Regions from separate parts of the Homo sapiens genome. Here region 1 is linked to region 2. The links are chromatin loops, found by intact Hi-C in ENCODE. Cell type or tissue: heart right ventricle. All regions are shown on one strand. Each heading gives the region's core, and the rest is flanking DNA. Links, peaks and the distances in the headings are about the cores only.

The links. Hi-C counts contacts between places; a loop is a spot of excess contacts. Peaks named below come from ENCODE experiments on the same cell type or tissue, not always from the same donor. Only the 100,000 strongest peaks of a DNase experiment are listed, where the experiment ranks them.
Region 1: it touches region 2 in a loop (2.0-fold over the local background); 9 of 110 quality-filtered maps call a loop at or near these places.

What each region holds. Positions count from the first base shown.
Region 1 is chr7:134,746,551-134,754,461 of GRCh38, forward strand. The region is part of intron 1 of LOC124901750 (a long non-coding RNA gene); the gene reads right to left. It also overlaps a transcript of CALD1 not described here. Among named protein-coding and RNA genes, the nearest start is that of CALD1, 29 kb to the right of the region's middle. In heart right ventricle, for the core only: a CTCF peak has its summit at 3,751 (motif pointing left); a DNase peak (open chromatin) is centred at 3,740; H3K27ac peaks cover 504 bases.
Region 2 is chr7:134,928,704-134,936,614 of GRCh38, forward strand. CALD1 (caldesmon 1) reads left to right here. Exons shown (of 15, transcript NM_033138.4): 4 at 51-197; 5 at 4,285-5,374; 6 at 6,985-7,062. Among named protein-coding and RNA genes, the nearest start is that of AGBL3, 54 kb to the right of the region's middle. In heart right ventricle, for the core only: no CTCF peak of the experiment used is centred there; DNase peaks (open chromatin) are centred at 3,004 and 4,208; H3K4me3 peaks cover 839 bases; H3K27ac peaks cover 4,000 bases.

The DNA.
Region 1 (7,911 bases), core at 2,152-6,151, 180 kb before region 2:
AGAGTTTTGAGGTGCATGCTAGAAAAAGCCTATATTGTGGTGAACTAACTATTAAGGGCAATACTGCTGGAGGGCCCAGAAAGAAAAAAGGAGAGCTGTAGAGAAAACCTCAGTCTTTTTAGAGAACACCTAAGTGGTCATGAACAGAAAATGTTAGTAGAAATATGAACGGTAAAGGCTATTCTGATGAGGCCATTCAGATGGAAATGAGGAATATGTTATTGAAAACGAGAGAAAAGGCAATTCTATTTTTAAAGTGGCAAAGAATTTGGCTTCTCTGTGTTCTTGTCCTAGTGTTTTGTGGAAGGTAGAACTTGTGAGTGATGAAATTAAATATTTAGCTGAAACTATTTCTAAGCAAAGTGTTGAAGATGTAGCCTGGTTTCTCTTGACTGCTCATGGTAAAATGCAAGAAGAGAGAAATGATTTAAAGATGGAATTGTTAATTAAAAGGAACGTAGAGCTTAAAATTTTAGAAGACTTAGTCTATTCATATTGAAAAAATATGAGAAAACTTGTGTGGAAGAGAACAAGGGTGTGGCCAAATGATTATTTGATAAGAAGGTTAGTATAGATTGTCATCTCAATGGAAGCCAGGTGCTATTAATCAAGATAATTGGGACATTTATCATCTCAGCCCTGGAACCAAAGATAGAAGAAGTGACTCAAGGATGCAGAGCAAGGAATAGGTCTTTGAGAAAGCAAGCCAGAAGAGTGAGATAAAGTGCAGATGTGGAATGATCCAGCCTCAGAGGATGTTTCATACTAAGGTCAAGATGCACATGGAGCCAGGAACCCAGGTGCTCATTCTGACAGTGTGAAAGAATTCTGTTTCGCCAACCCTAGAGGGAGTTGTTCAAAGTTCCAGAAAACAGCAGTAAGATTCGTGATGCCAAGGAAGGGTGGACTATGTATTTCTGTAATTTAATTTAAATGAAATCCAGGACCTATTGTTCGAGACAATGGATTAAGAATGACTCAGAAAGCATTGTGGAGATCACTGGGGCTGCCCTTCCCATCATAGGTCCTGGAGTGCAGAACAATATCAAAGGAAGGCCATCGCTGCCCAGAGCAGCCTTATATCAGGGGCTCTACTCCCTGCACTCCATGCCTGTGCCCCGTGGCTGCCCCAGGGCCAGCTTAGGTGGCTCCAGTGCAGCATGCTTGGCACCCAGCAAAGCCATGGGGGCATGGCTGCCTCTACCTGGATTACAAAGAATGCCCTGGAAAGCCATAGGCCCAGGCAGACAAATACCACAAAGGTGGGGCCACCATAGAGAGTCCCCACTAAGGCAATACCCAGTGGAACCATGCGAGTGGGGACACCACAGAGACCACAGACCAGTAGAGCCCCTAGCATGTGATTCCCATCTGGGAGAACTGCAGGCACTCAACTCCAAACAGAGAGAGCTGTGCCATAGGCTACACCTGGAAAATCTATGGTGGCAGGGCTGTCCAAGGCCATGAAGGCAGGCAAAGCTGCAGAGGTAGGACTGCCATCCCAGTGGGTCTGCAAGGCAGGACCTCTGCCCCAGCACCTAGACAGTGGAACACTGAGCCAAAAAGATTATGCTTGAGCATTAAGATTTTGGACTTGCGCAGAACTTGCCACTTCTTTCTTTACTATTTCTCCATCTTGGAATGGGAATATCTAGCCTATGCCTGTCCCATCGTTTTATTTTGGAAGCACTTAACATGTTTAATTTTAAAGGTTCACAGCTCAGGATGGATAGTACCTGCGGTCTCACCCACATCTAATTTGGATGACATTTAGATGAGACCCTGGACTTCAGACTTTTAAATTGATGCTGGACTGAGTTAAAACTTCAGGGCTCATGGGATGAAATGAATATATTTTGCATGCAAGAAGGATATGAGGCTGGGCGCACTGGCTCACGCCTATAATCCCAGCACTTTGGGAGGCTGAGGTGGGTGGATCACCTGAGGTCAGGAGTTCGAGACCAGCCTGGCCAACATGGTGAAGCCCTATCTCTACTAAAAATACAAAAAATTGGCTGGGTGTGGTGGCAGGCACCTGTAATCCCAGCTACTGAGGAGGCTGAGGCAGGAGAATGGCTTGAACCTGGAAGGCAGAGGTTGCAGTGAGCCAAGATTGTGCCATTGCATTCCAGCCTGTGCAACAAGAGTGAAACTCCATCCCCCCGCCCCCCAAAAAAAACCAAAAAAACAAACAAACATGAATTTGGGTAGAGGCAAGGGTGAAATTCTATGGTCTGAATGTTTGTTTCTCCTCCAAAATTCATGTTGAAATCCTAGCCCTCAAGGTGACGGTATTATGAGGTACTGCCTCTGGGAGGTGATTAGGTCATCAGAGCAGTCCTCATGTATGGGATTAATGCCCTCATCAAAAAGGCTAGAGGGAGACCCCCACCCCTTTCACCATGTGAGGACACAGCAAGAAGGCACTGTCTATAGGCAGAAAGCAGATCCTCACCAGACCCTGAATCTGCCCTGAGTTTGGACTTCCCGACTTCGGGAGCTGTGAGAAATACATTTTCATTATTTATAAGCCACCCAGTTTATAGTATTGTGTTGTGGCAGCTCAAATGGAATAAGACAACCCAGTTTGGACTTTCTGGAAAGAGGAATCTAGTGAGAAATAATATTTCAAGAAGTGGAGATTAGTCTAATGAGGCCCAATGAATGAAAAGAGAAAAGGGACTTATTTGTTTGTCTTCAAAGGAACACCTCTCAGCCCTGGAACCAAAGATAGAAGTGACTCAAGGATGCAGAGCAAGGACTGGGTCTTTAAGAAGCAAGGCCAGGGGCCGGGCATGGTGGCTCACGCCTGTAATTCCAGCATTTTGGGAGGCCGAGGTGGGCGGATCACTTGAGGTCAGGAGTTCAAGACCAGCCTGGCCAACATGGTGAAACCCCATCTCTACTAAAAATACAAAATTAGCTGGGCATGATGGCACATGCCTGTAATCCCAGCTACTTGGGAGGCTGAGGCAGGAGAATCGCTTGAACCCAGGAAGTTGCAGTGAGCTAAGATCGCGCCATTACACTCCAGCCTGAGCAAAAAGAGCGAAAAAAAGCAAGGCCAGAAGAGTGAGGTAAGGCATGGATGTGGAATGATCCCGCCTCAGGGGATGCCTGTTGTGTAAGGTCAAGATGCACCTGGAGCCAGGGACCCAGGTGCTCATTCTAACACCATGAAGGAATTCTGTTTCGCCAAAACTACAGAGTTTTTCAAAGTTCCAGAAAACAGCAGTAAGGTTCAGTGATGCCAAGGAAGGGTGGACTATATTTCTGTAATTTAATTTAAAGAACTGACATAGGTTTCTCAGGGATACACAAAACAGGTTCTTACTCTCATAGAAAGAGCTGGCTCTTGACTCGCTTTAGGGAATGCAGTTCCCAGTAAACAGGCGCCTTCTATAAGGGAACCATAGAAACTTCAGGGAGGGCTCCCAGAAAGCTGCTGGGCTGGTGTTGGTGTCTCTGAACTTGAAAGAGTGGCCTCATTACACCCAGATTTCCAAGACACAGACCAACTATCTTGGGGGACAAGTTGGAAGGTTGATATGGCAAGTGTTAAAACAAACAAACAAACAAACAAACAAACCCTGCAAACTAGATTTAGTTGCTGCTTCAGGAAGGCACTGCCATTGCTGGGGTGACCTGAAGACCTGTTCACCAACAGGAGCAAGGAACCCCTGTCCCTTCCTCCATCCAGGCTTGTGGTCTCTCTCTCTGGTGCCCCCTACTGGCAGAGCCTAACAGGGTGTCTGCTGGCCAAGCAGAAAGGTGCTGTGCAGAGTCCTAGCCTCAGTGGAATACAGGAGCGTGGGTCTGGAGTTGCGAGGTCACAACTTTATAAGTGGCACGTTCTGCTTATAGCGTCCCAAGACACAAGTTTCTTTCCTAGTAGAACCATATATTACCGATTACCGCTAGAATTGTATTTGAGCCATTTCTAGGTACCTTCTTTTGGGAGAACCATACCTAGCTTCTGCAGACTTAAAAATCCTGCCATCTCAAAAGCTGAGGTACATGTTTGACTATGTTTATCCTTTCCATTCCTAGCTATTAACAGAAAAAAAAATCTACTTTCACTTTCTTCTGAAAAGTCAAGAGCATATCCACCAAATTCTCTAGCACATACCCAATATTTGAATTTTTTCATCACCACTGTATAAAATATATATTCAATTACCAATTCTATACATTACTTCTATATTGTTTTTTTTTCATCTGTTCAAAATGCATGATTAATTTTCTCCTTCTGGTCAGGTGGCCTATACCAAAGTTCCAGAGCAGGTCACTTACATTTTTCTCTGACTCACTTCTCCACAGTGTTTCTGTTTTTGGGTTACTCAAATGAATATCTTATTGACATATCATACCATTCAGTCTCCCCTTATTACAGCCTATCATTTGGGAATATGGCATGCTTCTCCATCACTGTATTTTAATCTGAAGCCCCTTCCCACCATGTCTCAAAAAATCACATTATGGTGTAACCTCAAGCTTGGTTCACTTACAATGCACACTGAGACAGTATGATATAGTGACCTCTGGACTAGATTGCCCATGTCCAAATCCCTGCTTTTCTACCTACCACCTGTACATGTCCTTGTGCAAGTCATTTAACTTCCATAAGCCTCATTTTTCTCCATCTGTGAAATGAAAGTAACAACAATACCTACCTTGTAAGGTTGTTCCCAAGATGAAAAGAGATATACAGTCACTAAGTGCTCAATCAATGACACCTATTATTAGTATAATGGTTTTAAGGCTATTAGCATTATTTCCATCTCCTCTCTGTCTTCCAATATTTTGGGGGTGCGATTCCCAGGCATCTCCCATACCCTTATTCATATTCTCATCTTACACTTGTTGTCTTCCATAGGAACCATGTTCATAGGTTTATCAAGGTGATTGTCCTTCTTTCTTCCTTTACTTAAAGTTTTTCAGTTGGATCACCCAGACTCTGGTCAAATATCCTTCCCTCGCCAAGAATACATCATTTATCCCAGTACCTAGAACCATGGCTTTGTCTCATAAATATCACTTCTCTTTATCATCTTTGTAATTGTACATTCAACCCACAGATTTTTCTTTCTCTTCAAAGTCTTTATTGTTGGTAGAAAAAATGATCATATAAGCTTATCATCTAGGGCTGGGCGTGGTGGCTCACAACTGTAGTCCCAGCACTTCAGGAGGCCGAGGCAGTGAATCGCTTGAGCTCAGGAGTTTGAGACAAGCCTGGGCAACATGGCGAAACCCTATCTCTACCAAAAATACACAAAATTAGGCGGGTGTGGTGGTGTGCTCCTGTGGTCCCAGCTACTTGGGAGGCTGAGGTGGGATGATTGCTTGAGCCAGGGGACGGAGGTTGCAGTGAGCCGAGATCGTGCCACTGCACTCCAGCCTGGGTGACAGAGTGATACCTGTTTCAAAAAAAAAAGTTTGTCATCTATACTCTTGAGTCCTTTGATTCCTCACCCAAGGTATAGTTTCTTTTCAGAAATGTCATTCATGCAATATTTTAGCTCAAGACATACTGGGAGGAGATTTCCAGGAGAAAGTTAATATGGATCTTCAAGTGGCAGAAGAATCAGGAAGATGAGACCTCAGAGCTTAATGGAATAGCTTTCAAGAGCATGATGAATCATCTTGGGGGTGTGACTTGGACAGAATGCTTATTTCATATAGGCTAAGTAGAGAGTATTCAGCCTGTCAGAAAAGGAAGCTTTCGGCCTGATGCCAAAGAAATTTGCTAGTCAAAATAACCAGTCAAATAATTTCCAAATTAATTATTTTTCATTTTGTGTTTGCATTTGTACATCCAGTCTCAGATTCTCAAAGGAATAAGTTATGATTTTAGCACACAAAAGTTTAGCTTCTTCTCATCACTACCCTAAACCATCTAAATTATAAAAGTGAAACTATATATTATACAGTGGTACCTTCATAAATCTATTTCCAAGTGCCAGAAAATAGGCATTATGAGTGGGGAATTTCATATGTGTCCATGCATGTACAGAGTTCAGGCTCGGGGAGATAAATGTGTCAAGAATGCATAACCACAGCCGAGTAATTATGCAACTTCTATTTCTGCCAATAAATTTCGAGCCTGATTTATGTCAGATCAGAATATAAATCCAGTCTTAGCACCGATTATCAAAAATACACTTTTCAGGCTGGGCGCAGTGGCTCACACCTGTAATCCCAGCACTTTAGGAGGCCGAGGCGGGCAGATCACCGGAGGTAAGGAGTTCGAGACCAGCCTGGCCAACATGGTGAAACACCATCTCTACTAAAAAATACAAAAATTAGCCAGGCGTGGTGGCATGGTGGCGGGCACCTATAATCCCAGCTACTCAGGAGGCTGAAGGAGGAGAAGCACTTGAACCTGGGAGGTGGAAGTTTCAGTGAGCCGAGACAGCACCACTGCACTCCAGCCTGGGCAACAGAACGAGACTCTGTATCGAAAAAAAAAAAACAAAAAAAAACAAAAAAAAAAAACACTTTTCACACTTTTCAGTGTTGAATGTATTATTTTCAGACAGAATATAATTAATGGAATGCTATATTGGGTCCATGCTGCAAAATCTGCTGGGCCTTGGGGTGGAGTGGGAGCCTGTCTAGAGAAAAAAGACAAGACTCAGCTCTGAAAAGAGAACTGAAATGAAGGATCCAGAAATTGTGATGACTTGATAAACCCTGGGCCTAAACTCTCATATGAGCAAATAATGAGAGCAGCCACCTTAATTTCTATAGAAAAAAAATAGGTGTATCATCTCATCTGCTAAAAAAAATCAGATGAAATTGTTCTGAGGGAGTGAATTCCCAGGATTCTCTACGCTTTGTATGCCTCACCTCTGCCAGGTGCCACCAATCACCAACTCTAAATTTGTAAGGCCAGGGCAATGCATCTGAGTCCTGGAGAATCACTTGGGGAGTTTTGAAAAATACTGACATCCGGCTCCACCTAGGAAATGTTAGTTTAATTAGACTGGGATGCAGCCTAGGCATTACTAGTTTTCTTAAAGCACACCAGGTAAGAAGCACTGGTCTAGGCCAACTGCCCTGAGGGTGGCTCCTGCCTTGCAAAGACTATGACTTTGCAAGGCAGAGATGCAGAGATGCAGAAATGCACACAGGACAACGGTGGGGCCTCTTCCCATTCTTGCTGCCCTTTCTCCTTCATGTTCTTTATTCTCCTGCCTTGTAGTGCTGGTCCTTGACTACAAATTGTCTTGTAGCTATTGTCTATAATTTAACGCTTCTGATACCCAGATGCCGGCTGATCCCTCCCTGGCCTGCTCTGACTCCAGAAATTTGTATTTCCTTCTGAGTATTTGCCCACTCTGTTGCAAACTCTGGCTTTGCAAGCTCCCCTAGCTGCATTGACTTGAAGCAGGCATCTGATTCAACCATCTCAGTTAGATTCTGACTTCCAGTCCCTTCTCTCTGGCAGGAGGCTGGGGACATCTCCACAGGCAGCCCTGACCATATTTGTTTAACACGTAACTTCTGTGGGATGAGATGAAGTCCCAGCCCATCCATCTAGATAGCCATCTTCTTGTCATAGGATGAAACCAGCCTGGGTTTGAATCCTGGGTGAGGAAGTCACAACAGAGTGAGAGAGAGAAAGCCTAGGTGACTAGGGGGTAGGTTCCTGTGCTGGGGCCTGAGATGTGGAAAGGAGAGACTTTATAAAGAGAAGGGAGAAGAGAAAATGATGAGTAAGACCATCTTCTTTAGGTAAACCTAAGTGTGTATTATAAATGTTAGCATTGGCCACTGTCGCTTATAAATTGCTGCTGTCATTTAAAAAATTCTGTATCATGTCTTCTTCATGACTTTTTAATACCACCCTTGTCTCAAGGTACAAGCACAGAAGTGTGAGTTGAAAAGAAAATGTCTATAAAATAATAC
Region 2 (7,911 bases), core at 2,381-6,380:
AGACACGTGGCAAGTGGCACGCTCAAGAGGTTGTCTTTGTAATGTTGCAGAATCGCCTACCAGAGGAATGACGATGATGAAGAGGAGGCAGCCCGGGAACGGCGCCGCCGAGCCCGACAGGAACGGCTGCGGCAGAAGCAGGAGGAAGAATCCTTGGGACAGGTGACCGACCAGGTGGAGGTGAATGCCCAGAACAGGTACTGTCCTCTTTGGGACGGGGAGTTTCTAACTTGCGTCTTAGCCTGTCCGTTGAATGGAATTTGTTGAGCAGAGCATTCCTTTCTCAGCCCAACTCAACCCTTTTTCAATCTAACTGGTTTAATTATTTTGCAGTCATTTTAGGCAACTAATCTGATTAGACAGGCAATCTGATTTAGACACTAGGACACACTATTCTATTTCTCTCCACCCCGTTCCCATCTCATAAACATACCCCAGTTGAAGGCTTTTATTTCATTTCACAATCTAGCATTTGTTTAATTTAATAAGTATGGTGTGCTATATCTTAAAAATAAGTATGGTCTATTTTTTCTGTTTAATTCTTTCTTTAAATTTCAATAGTTTTGGGGGAACAGGTGGGGTTTTGGTTACACAGATAAGTTCTTTAATGGTGATTTCTGATATTTTGGTGCACTCGTCACCCGAGCAGTACACACCACGCCCAATGCGCAGTATTTTCCCCCTCACACCCTCCTACCTTTCTCCCCGAGTCCCCAGTGTCCATTATATCACTTTTCTACCTTTGCATCCTCATAGCTTAGCTCCCACTTGTAAGTGAGAACATTTGATATTTGGTTTTCCATTCCTGAGTTACTTCACTTCAAATAATGGTCTCCAACTCCATCCAGGTTGCGGTGAATTCCATTATTGTGTTCCTTTTTATGGCTGAATAGTATTCCATGGTGTGTGTATATATACGTGTGTGTGTGTGTGTGTGTGTGTGTATATATATATATATATATATATACACCACATTTTCTTTACCCACTGCTTGGTTGATGGGCATTTAAGCTGCTTCCATATTTTTGCAATTGCAAATTGTGCTTCTATAAACATGCGTGTACCAGTATATTTTGCATATAATGACTTCTTTTCCCCTGGGTAGATACCCAGTAGTGGGACTGCTGGATCAAATGTTAGTTCTACTTTTAGTTCTTTAAGGAATCTATACTGTTTTCTGGTAGGTTATATCTTTAAATAAGGAAAAGTATTTACATTTATTCTGTAGGGTGTTGCTATCTGTTTTGAACTGAAGATATGTTAGTTTAGTAGAGTCCTCCATGGCTACCATTAATAGGTAACACGTGAATTTTTAAAGTGGGCATGAATTGCAGATGTCTTCTTTTTTCTAATATACAGCCTGAATCAATAGTCTCTGATCATTATAATATTCAACAAGATACAGAATTCCGCTTAATTTAATGTGATTATTCAAACACACTTAATGAGTTTGCTATTACGTATTTTCTCACTCGGGCCCTGGTTGAAATCAGGGAACTTGAGAATGCCTAATAGGTTCAACTTCTTCAAAGAGGGCTTTTGCAGCAGAAATAAGGTCACATGGTTCATTATGCTAATGGTTAGTATATGTCATTTATATTGTCATTTATGTGCCCCAAGGTCTAAAAAAGATGAGGATATTTGAGGAGGAAAATGGAGAAAATAATTTTAATTTAAAACCATGGACTGATTATAATGGTTACACTATATAAGATCTCACATGTGGTTTTGGTTTTAGTTTGTTTTGTTTAATTCAGTCTATTTAGAAAATTCTAAAGGGAATGGGTCCTGGCCTCCTTAACCCAAGTTTGAGAGGCTGTATTAGAAGGTTTCAGAAAGCAGTCTTGAAAATGTTGGCCGGTAGCACAATATTGTTTACCCTTTCCCTCAATAAGTAGCTTCTAATTGGGGAGTAGGTATAGCAAAGGGGAAATAGGTATAATTTCTAGGGTTCACTAATTGACTTTGACTCCCAATTTGACCTTTCACTAACTGTATTTCTTCAGTTAAATGGAAATAAAAATTATACCTTTCTCCAAAAAATGCTGCTAAACTTAAACTATGTAACAATACATGTAAAATGCAGTGTCTTACACATAGTAAGCACTCAATAAATTTTCACTGTTACCAGATTCTTAACACGGGAGGGCAACGTAGTCATTCACTGCCTTTTCCATTTTCAAGCTGAGAGAGAAATAATAGAAAGAGTTTTAAAAATGGCATTTTGATGCCTTTCCTGAATCTTGTTATTAATGAGTGGTCAACAGGAGCTTTAAAAATTACTGGTGATCTGTAGTTTTCTTGCTTTTAAAATCTTGCTTTTCCTTGTGCTTCTCTTCGGATATTTGGCTGTTATTCATTATTTCATGCTATTAATTGAAATCAAATTCTTTTTTTTTTTAGAAAATCATATTGAGGTCTGAGAATGTGTGATTTATCTCTGACATATTAGTTAGCCACAAGAAGAATAAGTCTTCTTGGGGCTAAACAACTCTAACTGGCATTTGATATCTACTGATAATTGTGGTCATGATTTATAAATAGGCAAAGAAATGTTCAATACAGTTTGTTGGTTTCTTAGCATAAGAGTACTTTAATCTGGCTAGCACTTTGGAATTTTGGTGCCTTTTAAAAATTATTAGAATTCAATTGATCCAAATGGCCCCTCTATAGACTTCCCCTTAAATTATAAATTTTTTGCATTTGTAGGGACATTTAATCCTTATATGTCTAATTTCATGGAGGCAATATCCTGAAGCAAAAGTAAAGGCCAAGAAAGTTTTAAAGCTAGTTTTTACTCTGCCATTTTCATTGTTAAATATGAAATGTGTTTTTTCCAAAATTAAGTGAATTTGAACGTTGAAAGGGCCAAGTTTGGTCTGAACTATGAAATTTGATGGAGTTTCTAAACATTGCAAGACAAATTCTTCCAACTCTGGTCACAGTTCTGGTATCACATGACTGGTTGTTTCCTGCAAATAGAAACCAACACCCTGGCTTGGACAGTGTCCAGCATCCTGCAGTAGTGAGGGAGGTGATGGACAACAGTTTAACTTTTGGAGATTTTCTTTCCTTTTTAAAATAAATGTCAAATTTAACTGCCCTTTTTCCACTGTAGAAAAGATGGACAAGAAACCCTTTATTCATGGAAATCTTGACAAAGAAGGTAGATTGTGTATACATTAGTTAGGGTAACGCTGGCTGCTATAACGATTAGTGCCCCCAAATTTTAAGTTTAGTGCAGTAACACTTACCATTATGCATATTTCTGTCTAGTTGGTAGAACCAGCCACCTGTCTTCTTTTCTCTTGTGACTCTCAATCCCTAGGGCTTGGTGCTCCCTGATCTACCAACAGACAGAGATAGAGAAGACAGGGAGTGCACCTCTGTTTGTTCATTGCCTTGGTTGGACACTTCTGTTTACATTTCATTGGCAGTTATTGGTCACATGGCCCGCCTAGGTGCAAAGAAGGGAGAGGGTGCAAATTTAATCCTTGAGTGGTGATCACTCCCCCCAACTATGGAAGGAGGAGCAGGAATTGTAAGGGACACTTAGATGTCTCTTCCATTGGGGTCACTGGCGTGAGTGTGGAATCTCAACACTGTAATGTACATTTTCTTCCTCTCAAAGTACCTTGGGAGCCTCCAATCCAGATCAGGAATTCTAGATGACTTGATGACATGGGAGAATACTACATGACATGGAAGGAATTCACTTATTATTTCAGTTTGATCCTTAAGTTTGAATTCCCCAAGAAGCAAGTCCAGAAACAACGATTTGACTGCAAGTCGTTTATTTGTAAGGTGATGCTAGGAAACACTGGTGGAGGTGTGGGAAGGTAAGACAGAAAAGGGAAGGCCACCAAATAAACGTTGCATGACCAAGCACATCACCACTGTGGGTATCTGGAGCTTCACTCCACTGGGAAACTCTGAGATCCAGTGTGGAATACACACCTCGGAGTTATCCCACTCAAAAAGTGAGGGGTGCTGAGGTATCTAAACACTCAGGCTATCAATTTTTGTTTGAAAACTGCTCCCAGGGGACATTAATACCGAAAGCACTTCTGGCATGTTGAGTAGACTCCAGTCCCCAGAGAAAGGCTTGCAAATGCTGTCAGCTGAAAGCCAGGCAGGCGTGTACTAAAATGGTAACGTACTGGGGATATGGGCAAGCTTGGCACTACTGGCATCTGCTGTAGTCCTGGGTAGCACAGGCTGTATGAATGCTGCTGACTGATGAATGAGCAAGCTGTCTTTGGTGTTGTTCTTTCTGTTGTACAGTGTGCCTGACGAGGAGGCCAAGACAACCACCACAAACACTCAAGTGGAAGGGGATGATGAGGCCGCATTCCTGGAGCGCCTGGCTCGGCGTGAGGAAAGACGCCAAAAACGCCTTCAGGAGGCTCTGGAGCGGCAGAAGGAGTTCGACCCAACAATAACAGATGCAAGTCTGTCGCTCCCAAGCAGAAGAATGCAAAATGACACAGCAGAAAATGAAACTACCGAGAAGGAAGAAAAAAGTGAAAGTCGCCAAGAAAGATACGAGATAGAGGAAACAGAAACAGTCACCAAGTCCTACCAGAAGAATGATTGGAGGGATGCTGAAGAAAACAAGAAAGAAGACAAGGAAAAGGAGGAGGAGGAAGAGGAGAAGCCAAAGCGAGGGAGCATTGGAGAAAATCAGGTAGAGGTGATGGTGGAAGAGAAAACAACTGAAAGCCAGGAGGAAACAGTGGTAATGTCATTAAAAAATGGGCAGATCAGTTCAGAAGAGCCTAAACAAGAGGAGGAGAGGGAACAAGGTTCAGATGAGATTTCCCATCATGAAAAGATGGAAGAGGAAGACAAGGAAAGAGCTGAGGCAGAGAGGGCAAGGTTGGAAGCAGAAGAAAGAGAAAGAATTAAAGCCGAGCAAGACAAAAAGATAGCAGATGAACGAGCAAGAATTGAAGCAGAAGAAAAAGCAGCTGCCCAAGAAAGAGAAAGGAGAGAGGCAGAAGAGAGGGAAAGGATGAGGGAGGAAGAGAAAAGGGCAGCAGAGGAGAGGCAGAGGATAAAGGAGGAAGAGAAAAGGGCAGCAGAGGAGAGGCAGAGGATAAAGGAGGAAGAGAAAAGGGCAGCAGAGGAGAGGCAGAGGATAAAAGAGGAAGAGAAAAGGGCAGCAGAGGAGAGGCAAAGGGCCAGGGCAGAGGAGGAAGAGAAGGCTAAGGTAGAAGAGCAGAAACGTAACAAGCAGCTAGAAGAGAAAAAACATGCCATGCAAGAGACAAAGATAAAAGGGGAAAAGGTAGAACAGAAAATAGAAGGGAAATGGGTAAATGAAAAGAAAGCACAAGAAGATAAACTTCAGACAGCTGTCCTAAAGAAACAGGTACAGTAAACATTTTGCACCAAATGTGTGATGCCTGTGACTTGTGAGAAATGTAATGCACATCTGATTTGGGACTGAGGCCACATGCATATAGCTCACATGCTTGATCATTTGGCAAGCTGTTCATTTTTTCAGGCCATAGCGATACACAAGCATGCAGCAATTGATTGATGGCTGAATATTCAATCAACCAAATTTACTGGGACAGCCAGTAAATTTGGCTGTCCAGAAGACAGAGAGAAATTAATTGCTCTGTGCTTGATTGTTATGAATACCCAAAAAAAGAATTAATCCAAAGATGATAAATGTGGTGGTGGTGTGTTGGCTTCTGATTCTGTGCTTGCATCTAAACTCGTTCTTTTAATTATCTTTCCTCTATCCATAGGTCTGCATGAGGCAAGAGGCCCATAACTCCTTACCTCACTCATGGGTTTGACGTTGAATTAAAAAAATGATAAAAGCTGGGGTGGGAAAGAGACATGAAGAATAATGGTCAGACATTTCATCTTAAGAAGGCAAAAACAGGCTGGGTACAGTGGCTCACACCTGTAATCCCAGCACTTTGGGAGGCTGAGGTGGGTGGATCACAAGGTCAGGAGATCGAGACCATCCTGGCCAACATGGTGAAACCCCATCTCTACTAAAAATACAAAATTAGCTGGGTGTACCGGCACATGTCTGTAATCCCAGCTACTCAGGAGGCTGAGGCAGGAGAATCACTTGAACCTGGGAGGCAGAGGTTGCAATGAGCTGAGATTGTGCCACTGCACTCCACTGGGCAACAGGGAGAGACTCCATCTCAACAACAAAAACAACAACAACAACAAAAAGGCAAAAACAAACCCCTGGAAATTAACTGGTAATAAAGAGGGGGAAAGGAACTGGTTGGAAACTTTCCTTAAAAAAAAAAGTCAAAACCCTGATTTGCCAACATGTAGACCTCAGCTTAATGTAGACTTGCAGAAAGCCATTAATTTAGGGTAGTATTGATTTATATTTGACTGGTAATTAAGAGCATACATGCTGCTTCTTTATTATCTGGGTGACACAAATTCATGTGGCCTGAGGAAGGGTGGAAATAGTAGGGGGGAAATGTTTGTAAGCTTTGAGAAAGATTTTTTTTCTGTCTGCAAGACTGCATTGAAAGCACTGTACCTAATCACCACCACACCACCACCACCACTCCTAAAAAAAGAAAAAAAGAGATGCTTTCACATTCACCTTTCCAGAGCAAATTCTCTGTCACTAAGCCTGCATTGCACTGAAGGTATCTTTAACTCCTGCTTCTGTACAAGAGGCTCATGAACACAGCTAAAATTGAGACCATGAGCAAAGTGCACCAAACCACACACGAGGTTTGTAAACACACGAGGAGTGCCACATCATGCTAGATTTCAGTGAGCGCAATGGCAGGCACACGAGAAGATGTTGGGGTGGGAAGAAAATATCCCACCTTGCTGTTTAGAACCACTGTGCTGTGAGCGCTGAGACGGCAGAAGAGAAGCCATCCCACGCAGCACTTGCAAGGCGATCCGAGCACCCTGTCACTCTTGTAAACTAGAAAGGGCTTCTTTTACTTGTGTGACCTTACCATTCTTGAAAATAAAAAGGGAGAAGAGAAGGGAACTAAAGTGCAAGCTAAAAGAGAAAAGCTCCAAGAAGACAAGCCTACCTTCAAAAAAGAAGAGGTAAATATGATTGAAAAGTAATGATCGTAAAGCAACAGAAAAAGCAGTCAGTGTTCCAAGATATCTCAGGTCTGATGATCTCAAAATTGTAACCTCATATCCAGTGTATTTCAAGCCATGACTCACAGTCCACTGAATAGTGAGATCAGCTTAGAGTGTCTCAAAATTAATTAAATGTATCAGTCAGCATTTTTTAAAAAATGAAATGGATAGAAGCCATCAGAGGGCATTGTAGGTAGTAAGTATTGCATTGTCAGGTAAATTGTCTTTTTTTCTGTGGGACGTCATCAAAAAGGCTTGAAAAACACTGCTGGAATCAATTTATCCTGTTTTCTATTCTTCTGAATGCTAATTTTTTTTCCTTGAGCCATTCTACTTTCATTTCAATCATGAAATATTTCCAACTGGCCTTGATTAATGCTTTAACTTTTCAAAGGAAAAACACCCACACACATCTCAGTAGAAAATATGGTGAACTGAAGATGATATTTGGTTTTCAAAAGAAAAGTTTGGCCAAATGTTCTGCATTGCATTTCTGAGGCACACACAGGAGCGGGTGCCAGGGTATTTGACTGTAGGTAAGTGAACAAGGAGCTATACAGATAGAATGGCACGGGGTTTGACAGTAATCAGAACACCACATCAGAACACTTGATTGCACTTCAACTCTCATGCTGTGTTTGCCCCAAATAATCTTAAAAATTGTGACTATATCGAATAAGTTCACAATACTTATTAGGATGTGGTGAAACTGAATTATTTGAAGTAGGAAGACCCGAAGTTCTTCGCCTATGAGACTGGTGAAGTGATTTGTAGCCAACATGCTCCAACCCATCTATTAAGAAAACT